Regions from separate parts of the Mus musculus genome. Here region 1 is linked to region 2. The links are chromatin loops, found by intact Hi-C in ENCODE. Cell type or tissue: gastrocnemius. All regions are shown on one strand.

The links. A loop is a pair of places that touch in the nucleus more often than their neighbours do. Peaks named below come from ENCODE experiments on the same cell type or tissue, not always from the same donor. Only the 100,000 strongest peaks of a DNase experiment are listed, where the experiment ranks them.
Region 1: it touches region 2 in a loop (2.3-fold over the local background); 7 of 42 quality-filtered maps call a loop at or near these places.

The regions. Positions count from the first base shown.
Region 1 is chr7:113,197,702-113,205,701 of GRCm38, reverse strand. It overlaps a transcript of Arntl not described here. Among named protein-coding and RNA genes, the nearest start is that of Arntl, 5.8 kb to the left of the region's middle. In gastrocnemius, no CTCF peak of the experiment used is centred here; DNase peaks (open chromatin) are centred at 3,038 and 3,860; H3K27ac peaks cover 738 bases.
Region 2 is chr7:113,264,550-113,272,549 of GRCm38, reverse strand. All of the region lies in intron 2 of Arntl (aryl hydrocarbon receptor nuclear translocator-like), which reads right to left. Among named protein-coding and RNA genes, the nearest start is that of Gm33721, 6.8 kb to the right of the region's middle. In gastrocnemius, a CTCF peak has its summit at 4,023 (motif pointing right); DNase peaks (open chromatin) are centred at 1,364, 1,762, 2,429 and 4,027.

The DNA of each region.
Region 1 (8,000 bases), 67 kb after region 2:
ATATCTCTCTACCGTGTTGTGTGCCGGGCATGTGCTAAAAGCTTTCCCTCCTTTTTTTTCAACCCCTGTATCCTGACAACCACCCTGTGCAGAAAGCAGTTCTTACCCCATTCTACAAATAAAGTGTCAGTCATGTTCTAAATGTGGCTTCCACGCTAAAGGCTCACATCAGGCCAGTTACCAAAAAATGGTGCAAGGCTCTCAACTAGGCCCAGACTCAGGATTTTTACCCATGTCCTGAAAGAAAAACTAGGAACTTTGCATTCATTTTCCAGGTAACAGAAAGCCAACAGAGGAAGAGATACTACTTAACACCAGCCAAATTTGATAGGGAACAATGGGCTCCTTAATAGGGTCCCATCTTGGGAAGCCTGCTGTTCTTAGACAGGGTAGGGCAGAGGTGTCTGAACAGATGCATAAAAGAACAAGATGGGAGCCCTAAGTCACACACAACTCAGTCTCAGTCCACAGAGATTTGTGGCTGCCCAGAGAAAGAATGCTGTCTCCGGACAACCACTGAAAGTCTAAGAGAAAGCAACATGGGCTGTCTTGATCAGTACCCACATGGAGTTGCCTGTGACTGAGACTTGGCAAAGAAAAATTATCACTGTGCACAAGGAGAGAGATCAGGATGTAATGAGACTAGAAACTATGCCACATGAGGAAAGATGAAAGGAAACAGAAGTTTTTGCCCCGGGGAGTACAAGGTAGCTTTCTTCACATATTTGAAGAGCTGTCAAATAGAGGAGAAATTAGACTTACTCTTTGGGGCCCGGAAGGGATGGAAGGACAGGATGTGTGGGTGGAACCTCATTGGAATCAACAAAGAGAATTTTATAGTAACTCTAGCTGCCTCTGTCTTGATGATACATTGTCCTACTACAAAAAAGGTTCACCAAGGAATAGCTGGCCAAACCGGGGATGGGGGTGGGTTAAGACTCTAGCCCTCCATGTGCCTTGATTATCTTCTTTTTTATCTTGCTTTTTTCTACCACTAGTAGACAAAGGATGGCTTCTCCTTGTGCAAACCTGGTTTTTTTATGGTCAGTTATATTTTCCATAGTGCTTCTCTTTGTTAGAAACCCAAACCCGTTTATCTTCTACTGGCACCTACTTTGCCTTTTATTCTTTACCTTCCAGAACAATGAATTTATCAATTCTTTCAGAACAACTAAAAAGTCAAAGTAAGTACTCTCAATCTAAGTTTCCTGAGCATGAATAAAAATCACACAACCGGGCTGGTGAGATGGCTCAGTGGGTAAGAGCACCCGACTGCTCTTCCGAAGGTCCAGAGTTCAAATCCCAGCAACCACATGGTGGCTCACAACCATCTGTAACATGATCTGACTCCCTCTTCTGGTGTGTCTGAAGACAGCTACAGTGTACTTACATATAATAATAAATAAATCTTTAAAAAAAAATCACACAACCAAAGAAGGGATAAAGAAAGGAAAAGAGATTATTTAGTGAGCACCTGGGAGTGCCAAATTCTTTAAATATGTTTAACATAACCCTCATCCCAGAAGTTCATGTACCTTCTACGCTAGCTAATCTTGATTGTCAATTTGATGCACTTGGGAAGAAAGAGAGACTGGCAATTGGAAATTGCCTCCGTTAGACTGACAACGTTTTCTTGACTGCTAATTGATGTAGAAGTACTCAGCCTACTGTGGGTAGTATTTTCCTAACACAGATGGGTCTGGTCTGTATGGGAAAGGTAGTTGAGAAAGCTAGGAAGAGCAAGCCAGTAAGCAGCATTCCTCTGTGGCTTCTGCTTCAGTTGTGCATTCAGGTTTCTGTCTTGAGCTCCTGCCCTGGCTACCCTGGATAATGGACTTTAGTGGGTAAGGCAAACAAGCCCTTTCTCCCCCCCAACTGTTTTTGGTCATGGTGTTTATCATACCAACAGAAAAGCAAACTAGAATACCTACCTTCCAGATTTGCTGTCTGGACTCTGTAAATCAAACTGATTACCCTCTGGGTACTTCAGGCTTTTGCTCTGTGGAATGGGGATAATCTGTTATCTACTTTGGAGGGTTGATGAGAGGTAGGTGAGGTGATTTATGGGAGTCACTAGTGTAGTTCCTGGTGTACGGTAAAGATCTGATTATATTAGGCGTCACTACTGACCATATGGAATAGATGCTGTTATGGTTTTATTGGCGAAGTTGGGGAAGATGAGTAGTCTACTCTACAAATGGCCTCTAATGCAGTGGCCAGAGCCTTTCAAATTGCCGGGAAAGAGTTTTGTAAAAGTATAGAATACTGAGGCTCCATCTGGAAGAATCTAATCCAATCTGAGGTGGAATCAACTTTGGGATGGAATCATACTTGTTACAATAATGGAAGATCGAATTCTGAATTGAAGTACCCAACCTCAAATCCCAGGTCTGCTGGGATGACTGCAGAAGACCGTGCCAGGACCCAGAAGTCATATAAACATGAAAGTCAGAGAGTCTTGAGATGAGTGTGTTAAGTTTGTCTTGGGAAGACTGAATAGGATTGGGCTGCATCAATATTTACTGGGGTTGGAGAATGAGTCCAGTGTTATTCTAGAAGTCCCCTGTGTATCACCTCCACCAAGTCTCACAGCCCCCCACAGCAGGCCCTTCTATTCCCATCTTACAGATGCAGACAGATGTGGTTCTGAAACCACAGGATCTTTAGACAACTGGTCTCAAAGTTCAAGTTCTACTTAACTAAACTGCATCTTTACAGTTACGTTGACAATAATGATCACCCAGAGCGAGACAGTGTAGATCAAGGAGCCACCAACTTACAGCTGGTGTCAAAATCTCCAGTCAACTGTAGAAGAGCACAGGATGAGGTCTCAGGAATGGGATGTCTTCTCACATAGGAGAGATGTGCAGAAGGGAAGGCTCTTGGGCAGGGCGGGCAAGGGGGCAAGTGTGGTAGCTTGTGGAATCCTGCAGCGAGAGGCACAGCAAGTCAGAGACCTGAGCTGCTCCTCTGTAATCGGTGCCTCACCCTCTGCCCTGCTGAGCAGAGCCTTCATGGATGTTCTCAGCCAGAGCCAGACAGAGAGTGTGAGCCTAGGCAGTTCTCCAATCGGGAGCCCAGACTGAGCCGTGCTCCCAAAATGACAAAGGAAGCAAAAGAAGAATTGGAACAGGAGAAAACAGTGGTGAGAGAGAAAGAAGAAACCAGAAGGCAAAGCGGCTGGGTGTGGGAAACTACAGGGAAAAACTCTCAGTAGACAGCTTAGCGTGGTGAAGGAGAACGCTATCCTGAAGAAAGGGGGGTTGGTTGGATTTAAAAGGCACTAAGCTTACCTTAGGAAAGCTGATTTTACTTAAACTGAAGATCAGATTCAGGGCTGAGGACAGACAGTGCTGTGCCAGAAAGGACAGATGGATACCGTGATGTGAAGACTTTTATTATTTAAGGGAGATTTAGAAAATTAATAGTTACCTTTTCTCTGCTGACCAGGTTGAAAATGTGGTATGTGTGTGTGTCAGAAACAGAGAGGGAGAGAGGGAGGCAAGGAGAAAAGGAGGGAAGGGGGAAGGAGGGAGGAAGAGACAGTGGGAGGGAATGGATTATATTTTAAGATTGAAATTGACATCTGAATATACAAAAATAAGTTTTGGGCTTTATTTGGTTTGGTTTGGGTTTTGATTTAGTTGTTTGTTTGTCTAAGACAGGTTTCACGTATAGCCCTGGCTGGTCTGGAATTCACTATGTAGATGAGACTAGCCTTGAACTCACAGAAGCCTGGCTCTGCCTCCCAAGTGTTTGGATTTAAAAGTATATGCTACCATGCCCAGCCATAAACGTGAGTTTTTATGCAGCAGGCACTCACAGGTTAACAGATCTTGGCAGCTCTCTCAGAGGCTTCCCGGGAGACCTTCCCTGGCTCCTTTCTGAATGGAATGACCCAGCAGCTCAGAACTGGAGAGCAGCAATACCTCATTTGGAATGTGTCCTACACTGTGTAATGGGGCTGAAGATCAGATCTTTCTTGAAGACAGGGCCAAGATTCTCAGGCTCTCAGTGCTGCAATGTGAGAAGGGGCGCTGCTATGCCTGGAAGGAGGTGAAGTCCCCTCAGCCACCTCACTTCACAGGAGCTCCACACAACAGACACTGTCTAGAACAAGAGCGAACTTTCTGTCCTGCTTTGCTAGAATACACAGCACTGAACTGCTCTCTCTACAACAGGGAAGAAAGAAAGAAAGAAAGAAAGAAAGAAAGAAAGAAAGAAAGAAAGAAAGACTACCAGCACAGCAAAGCAAGGTGTTTAGCCATGTATGAACTGTATGTAGTAACTGAAGAACATAAAATTATGTTTAAAAAAAAAAAAAAGGTTGCAAGTATCTGACCTGGCACACTCTCAAAACAAAATATATAGGAGTGGTAATTAGCCAGGTCTGATGTCACAGGCCTGGAACCCAAGTTATTTAGAAGTCTGGTGCACTTACATGGAAGGTTTAAGGCCAGCCTAGGATGCAGAGTGAGTTCAAGGCTAGCCTGGGCAACACTCTCAAAATAGAAAGTAAAAGGAGGCTTGAAGCTATAGACTTATGGTAGAATGCTTACTTAGCAGGCAGGATGCCCTAGGTTCAATCCCGAGGACCACCAAATAATACAATAAACAGAAGTGATTTAAATGGCCTTATATTAGCATAAAGACAGACCAGAAGATGGATCCAGAAATAGACCCAAAGTACATAAAAATTGAATACATAGTAAAGTTTAAATGACTTTTAAAAAGAGATGGGTTTTCAATATATGCTATTGAAACAACTATGGAAACCCATGAAAACTTCTTCCTACCCTTATCTCTGTACTAAAATGTAACTCACAGGTACTTAGAATTTACTTTATAAGAAGAGCCAGTGATATGGCTCAGCAGGTAAAGGTTCTTACTGCTAAAGCTGAGGACATGAGTTCAATCCCTGGAACCTATGTGGTAGGAGGAGAAAACTGACTCTTGAAAGTTGTCATCTGATCTTCATGAGCAGGTCTACACATGAACACATCATGTACACTCACTCACACACACACACACACACACACACACACACACACACACACCATTGTCTTAGGGTTTTACTGCTGTGAGCAGACACAATGACCAAGGCAAGTCTTATGGACAACATTTAATTGGGGCTGGCTTACAGGTTCAGAGGTTCAGTCCACTATCATCAAGGTGGAAGCATGGCAGCATCTAGAAAGGCATGGTGCAGGAGGAGCTGAGAGTTCTACATCTTCATCTGAAGGCTGCTAGTAGAAAACTGACTTCCAGGCAGCTAGGATGAGGGTCTTAAAGCCCACACCCATGGTGACACACCTACTCCAACAAGCACACCTTCTAATAGTGCAGCTCCCTGGGCCACGCATATACAAATCATCATAACCATAAAAACAAGTAGGCTACCCACATGCAAGCCCCACAGACATACTATCGTGCTCAGAAAGCACCATGCACAGTTTAATTAAAAGCTTAGCAGTTGGGCTGACAGCAAATGGTGTCATGAGCCTGCCCTTTGTACAGAATTACTTTTTGGAAAGAGTTACTCTTTATAAAGTCCTTCTGCTCCTTGGTCCTCTCTTTCTTTTAGTGATTTAAATAAAATCAGCAGCTGGTGTGTACTGAACTCCTATTATGCTAGCATGAGGGTGGTAGAAGACAAGGACCAGAAGTTCAAGGCCACCCTCCTCTACTTACTGAGTTAGATAGCACCCTGAGAACCTCTTTACAAACAAACAAGCAAATAATGGAACAGGGCTGGAGAGATGACTTGGTCGGTACAGTTCTCAATGTCTACTCTGGGTGTGTCAAAACTACTTAAAAGCCCAGTTCTATGGGCTCTGACACCTCTTGTCTCTGTGGAACCTGCACTCATGTACACATACCCACTCCCCCCACACATGCACATTATTACAAATTAAATAGATGTTAAGAAACAGATAAATAGCTGGTGATGGTGGTGCATGCCTTTAATCCCAGCACTGGGGAGGTGTAGGTGGAGGCAGAGGCAGGTAGATCTTTGAGTTTAAGGCCAGCATAGTTTACAGAGGAGTTCCAGGATAGCCAGGGCTACATAGAGAAACCCTGTCTGGAAAAACCCTGAGAGAGAGAGAGAGAGAGAGAGAGAGAGAGAGAGAGAGAGAGAGAGAGGAAGATGAAGAAGGAGGAGGAGGAAGAGAAGGAAGGAGGGAGGGAGGGAGGGAGGGAGGGAGGGAAGGAAGGAAGGAAGAATGAAGAAAAGAGGAGAAAAGAAAACAGAGGAAAAGAGAAGAGAAGAGAAGAGAAGAGAAGAGAAGAGAAGAGAAGAGAAGAGAAGAGAAGAGAAGAGGAGAGATAAGATGAAAGCAACAGGCCTGCTTGGACCTTCTTACTTCACTCATATCAAAGCAATCGATTCAGAACCTTAAGAACTGGAGAGTAGCTGGGGCTAGCATTGAATAGCATTCCTCACCTCCTAAATGTGATCACAAATACTACAGAACAAAACAAACCATCCACTTAACCCTCTCCTTCCTATAGATAATGAAACAGAACAGGAATATCTATTACTTTTATCTACCCAATATAAATCCAATGCTCATTTGTGAAAAAAAAGTTTGGAAAACACAAACATGAAGAAGAAAAATAATATTTAATTACATGAAATTGGTATAACTGTTAGGAAAATATTCATTGCCAAATTTCTTTTGTAACTATGTATTTTGACCTAATTTTATTACACTGACATTTTACTTGTACCCTGATGCTTAATAATTATGATTTTTTAAAAGATTTATTTATTGTTATAATACATAAGTACACTGTAGCTGACTTCAGACACACCAGAGGAGGGTGTCAGATCTTATTATGGGTGGTTGTGAGCCACCATGTGGTTGCTGGGATTTGAACTCAGGGCCTTCTGAAGAGCAATCAGTGCTCTTACCTGCTGAGCCATCCCGCCAGCACCAATAATTAATATTTTCTAGATAGAGTCTTCCTGTGTAGCTCAGGCTAGCCTCAAACTTGTGGGACCCTCCTGCCTTAGTCTATGGTGTGTTAGAACTATAGGTGTGGGCTATCAAACCTAGTTTTACCTTTATAATAAAAACTTAAGTTTTTAAAAACTTATTTTTGTGTGTGATCATTCTCCATGACTTTAACCTGGCTCCTATAACATGGTGTTTGCAGCAAAGTTTACTACACAGTGAAACTACAAGCATGAAAATATTTACGTGTTTCTGTTTTGCCTTTATTATAAACTGTTCTTTATATCACTGTATGTGTGCATGCATGTATTTGGTACCTGTGCCACAGCACCCATGTGGAGGTCAGAGGACAACTTTGTGCAGTTGATTCTTCTCTTCCTGCCTTTATGTGGCTTCTGGGAAGTAAACTCAGTTTGCCAAGCTTTTGTGGCAAGTGCCTTTACCCACTGAGCCACATCACCAGCCCATACAGCCCAAATAAACAGGATTTTTATTTTAAAAAAATGTATGTGTATGTACATGCCTTCGTGTGCCTACAGAGGCCAGGAAAACATACTGAGTTTCTTGAAGCCAGAGTATCAGTCAGTGTGAGCTACCTGAAGTCAGTGCTTGGAACTGAACTCGGGACCTCCTGAAGACACAGCAAACGCTCTGAATCTCTGAAGCATCTCTGCAGCCCCCATGTAAACAGCTTTAAAGAGAACAGTGTTTGGGATGTTTGAACCTCTGGGTTTTCTGTCTATGGTTTGGCTGCTAGAACTGGCCCCAGCTTTCCTATCTCACATCTTCCTATCACTGCCTCAGGATCAGAGAATCAATTCACAAACATAAAGGAGAAACCTACATAGGTTTTCATGAAAGGCCTCTCTCTTTCTCCCCTCCCCCTTCCCTCTCCCTCCCACTCCCTCTCCTTGTTAGAATTGACAAGTTTTGATAAGTGATCCCTGGGGACTTTGTGATCTCCCTCCCCCCCCAAGTCTGTGTGTTAAAGACCATTCCTGCTAGCAGAAGGACAGGCAATGAAGCTGAGTGTGGGCACAG
Region 2 (8,000 bases):
CTGCTCCACTACAACCCTGCAGACGGTGCCTCATTGATGGGCAGTTGTAACTCTCCCATGCCTTACTGTCAGTGGTCCAGGACCAGACAAGCCTGAGTCCTTGCTCCCTTCTGTCTTTGATCAACAGGTTTCATTAGATTTACAAACCCTTGGTCTACAAGAAATGCCTCACATTGATGGACTTTTGTAATATTAAATTTTATGCCAGGCGTGGTGGCACACACCTTTAATCCCAGCACTTGGGAGGCAGAGGCAGGCGGATTTCTGAGTTCGAGGCCAGCCTGGTCTACAAAGTGAGCTCCAGGACAGCCAGGGCTATACAGAGAAACCCTGTCTCGAAACCTTCCCCCCCCCCAAAAAAAATTTTTTTTTTTACTTTATAGAAATGTAAGTACTAACTGCTAACTTAGATGCTGCTGTTATCTACATAAAACAAAACTGCAAAGGGGTTTCTTACATTTTAGACAAGGTGAGGAGGCTGAGGCAGATGTGACAACATTATTTTTAGAAGACTTTTCTTTCCAAGAAGGTGTTTTTTTTTTTTTTTTTTTTTTTTTTTTTTTTTTTTTTTTTTTTGGTGTTTTTGAGACAGGGTTTCTCTGTATAGTCCTGGCTGTCCTGGAACTCACTTTGTAGACCAGGCTGGCCTCGAACTCAGAAATCCTCCTGCCTCTGCCTCCCGAGTGCTGGGATTGAAGGCGTGCACCACCACGCCCGGCCAAGAAGGTGTTCTTAGAAGAACAACTGAAAGTGGTGGGGATAGGGAGAGAAACAGCAACCAAGACGAAAGCCCCAACTTTTTGTGTTACTTTCTTCTGAAAGGGGCCTGAGACAAGACAGAGAGAGAGAGCTCCTTAGGTGCCTGTGGGAGGGACCTTTGCTGGCAGAGGGCACAAAGGACCTGGTCCTGTTACAAGCATGTAAATGGCACATGAAGGTCACTCTTGGAGCCTGATCGTGTCTTGCAGTCCAGGATCACACATATGCCCAATTCTGAGCTAGAAAGTCCTAAAGGTAGAAAAAGGGTCTCACCAAAGAGCCAGAGAAAGCGGGTATTGGGAAACCTGTGCAGTGCGCCTGGAAAGAACACCAGGTCTTTCCCTGTCCGTCCCTCAGAGCACAGGGACCCCTGAGCTCCATCTAAAGGAGCAGAGGGGAAGGAATCGCCACAGCCCAGGCTGCCCTGGCAGAATGGTTACGGCAGCTGAGAGGGGCAAGGCCCAAAAGAGACATAGTGCTTCTCTGAGCAGGGCAAGACAATGCTAAACTCCAACTGCCCATCCTACCACCTGCAGGAGGGACAGCCACATTCAAGCCTTCAATCTGGACCACAGCTCCATGTCCCTTTGTTCCCATCCTCACCCCAGGACCCCAGAAGGCCACCTGTAGATAGGATTTATGTTCCAACAGTTAGCTGCCTCATGGTAATGAGACAGAAAATGTCTCACCTCTCTCTCTCTCTCTCTCTCTCTCTCTCTCTCTCTGGGATCAAATCACTTAAAAAATCACTAGTAATGGGGATGCAGAGACAGTTCAGTAGTACAGCACTTGCCTAGCACTGGGTGGTGGCGGTGGGGAGCACTCACTACTAGTGATAGTGATAAGTTCTTCCTGTCGGCACTCCTAGGGTTCGTTTTCCTGTAAATAAGCAAAGAATCTGGGACACTGGGCAAAGCTCCCTAACTGACAGCTTTTAGATCTTCTCGAGCTTCCCTGGCTACCTTGGGCACATGGGCAGTAAATATGGCCGAACAGCAGGCCGATGGCTGCACGCCAGCAATGGCGCTTTGGAACACTCCCTGGACGCTCTGAGGAAACTGCATGATGGTCTCGGTTAATTGCTCTGGATTCTGAAGGCACAGCTCCAGTTAGGACAGTTCCAAACAATTTGTGGCGGACTTTTTTTTTTTTTTTTTTTTTGCTACTACAAGCCTCAGTGAACTCTAAGTGAACCTACAGCCATTTCTGTCTAAGTCTAGGAAGGGGCACTTCTGTTGTGGCCAAGCCAAGTACAGCATTGTGACAATGCCAACAAGAGCATTCCCTTGAATGTAGAGTTTACTAGGATTGGTACAAACACACTTCTCCAGTCACAGAAGACGGACTTATGACAGTCAGCTAACTGAGAGACATCCCCAGCGCACCTAGCATCCTGCACTGTCTCTCTTGCTGTTACATTAGGCCCGATGCAAAGCTTCTCTTCCACAGTCCTTTCCTACCCACTTTTCGTGGAGTGACTGAGCTGGTGCCATGAGCACGAGCAATGACAGTGGAGTGGCGGCAAGAGCAAGGGCAGCAGAACAACGGGAAGCTGGCACACCAAACCAAAGAGCAGGGGAGTGGCCTATCTGGCAGGTGAGTAAGAGTCATGTAGCTGGCCAAGCTGCAAAAGAGGCCCCCAGAGCTGACTGCACTGCCAGCTGCAAACACAGCAGGGCCTCAGTCTCAGCAGTCAACAGCAGCAGAAGCTGCAGCAAGAGTGGTGGAAGCTGCAGCCTTCCAGGACACCTGCCATAGCAACAGGGCATCAGGGAAGGGGGAGGGGGCAGTGTGAGGAGAGAAAAGGTAGAGAGCTAACTAGAATGACCAATCCATCTGTTTTCCTTGGAACTCTCCATCTCAGTGCTGAAATGCCTGCATCCCAGCAAACCCTTCTGTCCTAGGAATTCCCTAAGAGTTGGTCCCATTGCTAGTGTAGCTTTTCAGGTCCTAGAGCCACAGGGCAGCCAGGCCTGGACAAGACTGACCTTTACAACAACTCATTCACTGTGGTCATGACCCAACTCTCCAAGGAAGGAATAAAGAACTGACAAGCAGAGTCACCTTGTTCAGGATGTATGGCCAGAGAGTGGGGACTGCAAGCTGGGGTAGGCATCCGGCTTTACTGCTTGCTGATCCTTCTGCTAAAATCCATCCCCAAAAGCAAAATTCAAAGGCAAAGCAAACACAGAAACAAGCAGTCCTGGGGACAGAGTGGAGGGAGCATACACCAGAGCAAACCTTAGTTCAGAAAAGTCATAGGAAAAGAACAAACGTGTCCACTCGGAGCTTGCTGGCAGCCAGGGCAAAGAGGGAAACAGCCTGCAGTGGATAACCCCAGAAATCTATGAATGAGCACATCAGGACAGGCCCAGGGACAGAAGAGTGTCTTCTGAGATCAGGCTAGAGTGATGTAGGACTTCTGAGGAGTTGTGTAGCACTGCAGACCAGAGCCTCTGAGGAAACAGGCTTTGTAAATGAGGCATCTCTCTTTAAATGGAGCCCAGTGAAGACACAACTTCCTCTTTTCCCTCAGTGTCACCTACAGAGTGACTGCTAGATGGAGTTCTGTTAAGAGATGTGTGAAGTGTTTGATGCTGTGGTCTAATAATAGAGTAGGATGAGAGAGAGCCATGACTACTACCCTGTCCCACAGCCCAGAGCTCCCAAGAAGGGCCTAGTTCTCATTGTTACCTCTGCATACCTATACTACAAGGAGCCTACCCCAGGTATAATGTGTTCCAGAGGGCAGCCTTCCCTCCCTAGCTGGAGAGCCTACTCTCTACTGCATGAGGTCTGTCTGCCTTGGTACTCTCTCAGTTGCTCTGATGTGTTCTGAAGATGGGAGCTTTGAACAGGCCAGAGGCTGATGGGGTCCTATCCCCTCTGCCAGTCCCTCATCACATGCCCCGCCCCATAGCCCCTGACACTGACAGGCTCTGAAGAACTCAGAAACGTTTCTTAGCAACCTCTAAGTTCAGAGAACATTCACCAATTGAAGCCAATCCCCTGAACCTAAGGCAACCAACATTTCTACTAGGGCTACTCAACAAGCTCTTCTGTCACCTCTGGCAGAAGCCAGGTCAATACAGCCACAATGGAAATTCAAAGTTGTTACGTTCAAGACTCTTTCAGTGTAGTCGGAAAGATGGGGTGTTTAAATAAATGCACGACAGCAAGCCAATGCAACAGGTAGCAGCTGCCCAGCAGCACACTACCCAACTCCAGGAAGGGCTGGTGCACTTAGGTGCCATTACAACAACGTTCCAGCAGGTGGCAGCCCAGTATCTCAGTTCTTCATGAGAAGAATAGAGGAGAAAATAACTATTAGTTTATTGGTGGGTGTGGGTGTGGCAGGCTATTGAAGGTGAAGGGGTGGGGCCCAGGAGCAGGTGTTACAGGTGTAGGGTGGACATTAAGGAGTATAGAGTAGTTTACTCTGAAAAGCACTGGCTCGCCGGGCGTGGTGGCGCACGCCTTTGATCCCAGCACTAGGGAGGCAGAGGCAGGCAGATTTCTGAGTTCGAGGCCAGCCTGGTCTACAAAGTGAGTTCCAGGACAGCCAGGGCTATAAAGCACTGGCTCTACAGGTCCTGGGGACAGAGCCTTTCTGGCACTTGTATGCCCAGTCCCATCAGTAGCACGAAGTGCTCAGAAACCCTGAGGTTGAACATAACTGAGATCATACTTGGAGCTATGGGGCTGGACTTGTGAATACAGGGTTCTGTGTGAAGAAAGACAAGGCCTCCCTTTGGGGAAAAAAAAAGCCCTCTGATACACTGGAAGGAGGAAAGTTCACAGAATTCCACTTTTGGATGGCACGGAGGGCTAATCTAGAAAGCCAGGGCTCTAGGGAGAAGCCACAGGCTAGACTGGCCTCACAGAACAGTCTGGTCTATAATTTCCTACAAGCTTGCTCCAACACATGTACCTGTAGCCTTTGCCTTATTTCTCCCTGACAAGTAAAATGAGAGTAAGCTATGGTTTCCCGTCTGCCCCCAGGCCTCCTAACCACCTCACCCCACCCACTTCCACCCAACCCCAGCCTACCCTGTCCCATCCCACCACCAGGCATTTAGAAAGAACTCCTGGTCTTGGCTTGGACATACAGCCCTCCAGTGCCTGGGGGTGGGGAGTACCTGAACCTAATAGACTGAGCAGTTGCCCAAACTCAAACAGCCCAGGATGAAGGTGGAGCAGTCAGAATGTCACATGAATAACTGAGAGGACAAGCAGCCACGGAGGTGATCATTTCCCAGTGTGAGAAAAGGGACCACAGTGACCTGAGTCTTAGGGACATCAGCTCCCCTTCAGGTATCCAGGAGACACCCAGAAGGGCACTGCCTTCTTGTACTGGCTGGTTTTGTGTGTCAACTTGACACAGCTGGGGTAATCACAGAGAAAGGAGCTTCAGTTGGGGAAGTGCCTCCATAAGATCCAGCTGTAAGGCATTTTCTCAATTAGTGATCAAGGGGGAAAGGCCCCTTGCAGGTGGGACCATCTCTAGGCTGGCAGTCTTAGGTTCTATAAGAGAGCAGGCTGAGCAAGCCAGTGGAAGCAAGCCAGTAAAGGACATTCTTCCATGGCTTCTGCATCAGCTCCTGCTTTCTGACCTGCTTGACTGACTTCCTTGGTGATGAACAGCAATGTGGAAGTGTAAGCCAAATAAACCCTTTCCTCCCCAACTTGCTTCTTGGTCATGATGTTTGTGCAGGAATAGAAACCCTAACTAAGACATTTCTTTTTTTTTTTTTTGGTTTTTGAGACAGGGTTTCTCTGTGTAGCCCTGGCTGTCCTGGAACTCTCTGTAGACCAGGGTGGACTCGAACTCAGAAATCCACCTGCCTCTGCCTCCCAAGTGCTGGGATTAAAAGCATGTGCCACCACTACCTGACGTCACTGCCTTCTTGTTTAAGGGGGCTCTATAAAAGTGGGAATTACTGTACATCTTCAGATGGGAGATGGTAGTCAGGTTTCAAAACGCAAGCCCATCAGGCATTTGAGCCACCGGTCCAACACACACCAGCAATATAATACTGGGCACAGGACCTGGCCTTTGTGTCCCATGGGCTCCTGACCTGCACGCCCATAGTCCCTGCCTCTTCAGTGAGCTGTATAAAGTGTTAGCATGACACCTGCCAGGTAACAAGCCCTTTGTGTGAGCTATATATTATTTCCTCCGTGGCCATCACGAAAGCTAATGTTCTGTCCCATGTTACAGAAGAAACTAAGTCAGAGGGAGTAACTTGGCAGAGGCTGGGGTTTCACAAGTAGTCCTATCTGCCATATATTTGGGTACCAAACAAGAAAACATGAGTTGGGTGCAGAGATGGCTCAGTCAGGCAAGTGTATACTGCACAAACATGAGGGCCTGAGTTTGGACCAACACCCCCACCCCCATGCACCTGTGTAAAAAGTCAAGCATAGTTACACAGTAGCTGGGGGAATAGTGAAGGGGTCAAACATAGTCACACAGTGGTAGTGAGGGGTGAGTGAGGATGGGCAGACCCTGGGAGCTTTCGGGCCAGTCAGTCTAGATTATCAGTGAACTCCAGGCTAATGAAGAAATCCTGCCTCAAAAATTAAGGTGAAAGATAATCAAGGAAGATATCTGATACCAACTTCTTACTTCCACATGTACATCACACACACACACATAAACACACACACACACACACACACACACTTTTTAAAAATGAAAGTACATACACAAAACAGCCCTGCTGAAAGTTCTGCCACATAGCATCTATTCTGTGGGACGTTGAAGGGATTCTTGGACCTTTAAGGTCCTCCCCCCTTTAATGTTCCCCTCCAGAGTGTGCCATCCAGGGACAGTGGAGTTTCTAGTACTCCAGATACAAACATCCACAGACTGCTTTGGTTTTGGTTTTATTGTTGTTGCTGCTGTTTTTGAGACAGGTTTTCTCTGTATAAAAGAACCCTGACTATCCTGGACTCAATTTGTAGTCCACGCTGGCCTTGAACTCAGAAAGATCTGCCTGCCTCTGCTTCCTGAGTACTGGGATTAAAGGCAGCACCCGATGCCCGGCAAACCAAATTTTTTGTTGTTTGTTTTGCTTTGCTTTTTGGACAGCCAAGGGTTTGACAGTACACACTGAAAGAAACTGCTCTGTAAGCCACTTGGATTGGATCCCCTCCCAGGAACTACTACTTGCGGCCTGTGGCTGCTGTTCTGTTATCTCCCAGGTTCTGAAGTTCTGGTCCCATTCGTTCACTTGCGAGGTCTCTGGCCTCCCACCCTGCCAGTTATGATCCTTGGCCTCTAGGTATCCATACACTCGGCCCACTCCCTGAGCATCTGTAACCAGGACTCCACTCCACAGTCTTTTCTACCAGCCTGGACCCCAGAGTCAGTCTGCGCTCTCTGGAGAATAACAATGGCTTGAAGATGAGAAAAAAAAAGATGAGCTCTTGGGGCCCTGTTCTCCACATCCCAGAGCCTGGTGTGAGGAAATGCCCATGTGTGCGCTCTGTCAGCTGCACCCCTCCATCCGGGCCACCTCCTTTCTGGGACGAAGCTACCCTAACCCCGCCTCACCATGCCTCTGCCTCTGCATTCAGAAGAGGCACAGGGAAGGAGCCCCAGGGTACCATGGAGGATATATGAATCCTGTTCGAGGCCTGCTGACTGAAGACCTGTCACCTGATCTCTGCTTCCTTTCTATTGCAGTCTGTCTGTTGCTTTGTTTTTGAGCACTGCAGAGCCTGGTTCTAAAGACTCCAGGAAAAAAAAAAAAGAGTCTTTACCAAAAAAACTTACTGCCTGAGGTTGAAGAAAATTCTGGAAAACATCTGCATCTTGTTCTAAGGAAACAAAAGAATGCACTGTTGTTATTGGGTGGCTGAGGAGAGATGCTAGCATGAGGGAGAGCAAGAGGACAAGCCTGAGGCTCTCTGTGTCTCTGACCAGTGACTGCTAGCCGGCAGGTGGGCAGGGATGGGTCTATCAAATGCTGAGACTTAGATGAGACAAGGCACTCGCCTCCTGTGAGGACCACATCCAAGGGACACTCAGCAGAACAGACTTCTGTGACACAACCTGCCACTTTCCACCACATACAAAGTGTGTAAGGGGGCTCTGAGGACAGACTGACAAGAGGTTTGGGGAAGACTGCAAAGCAGAAAGTCCCCTGGGACAGCAGGATACAACCATGCATCCAGGGCTGGCCCTTCTTCTAACGCCTCAGCAAGTGGGAGAACAGTGGGCCCCTCTGAACTAG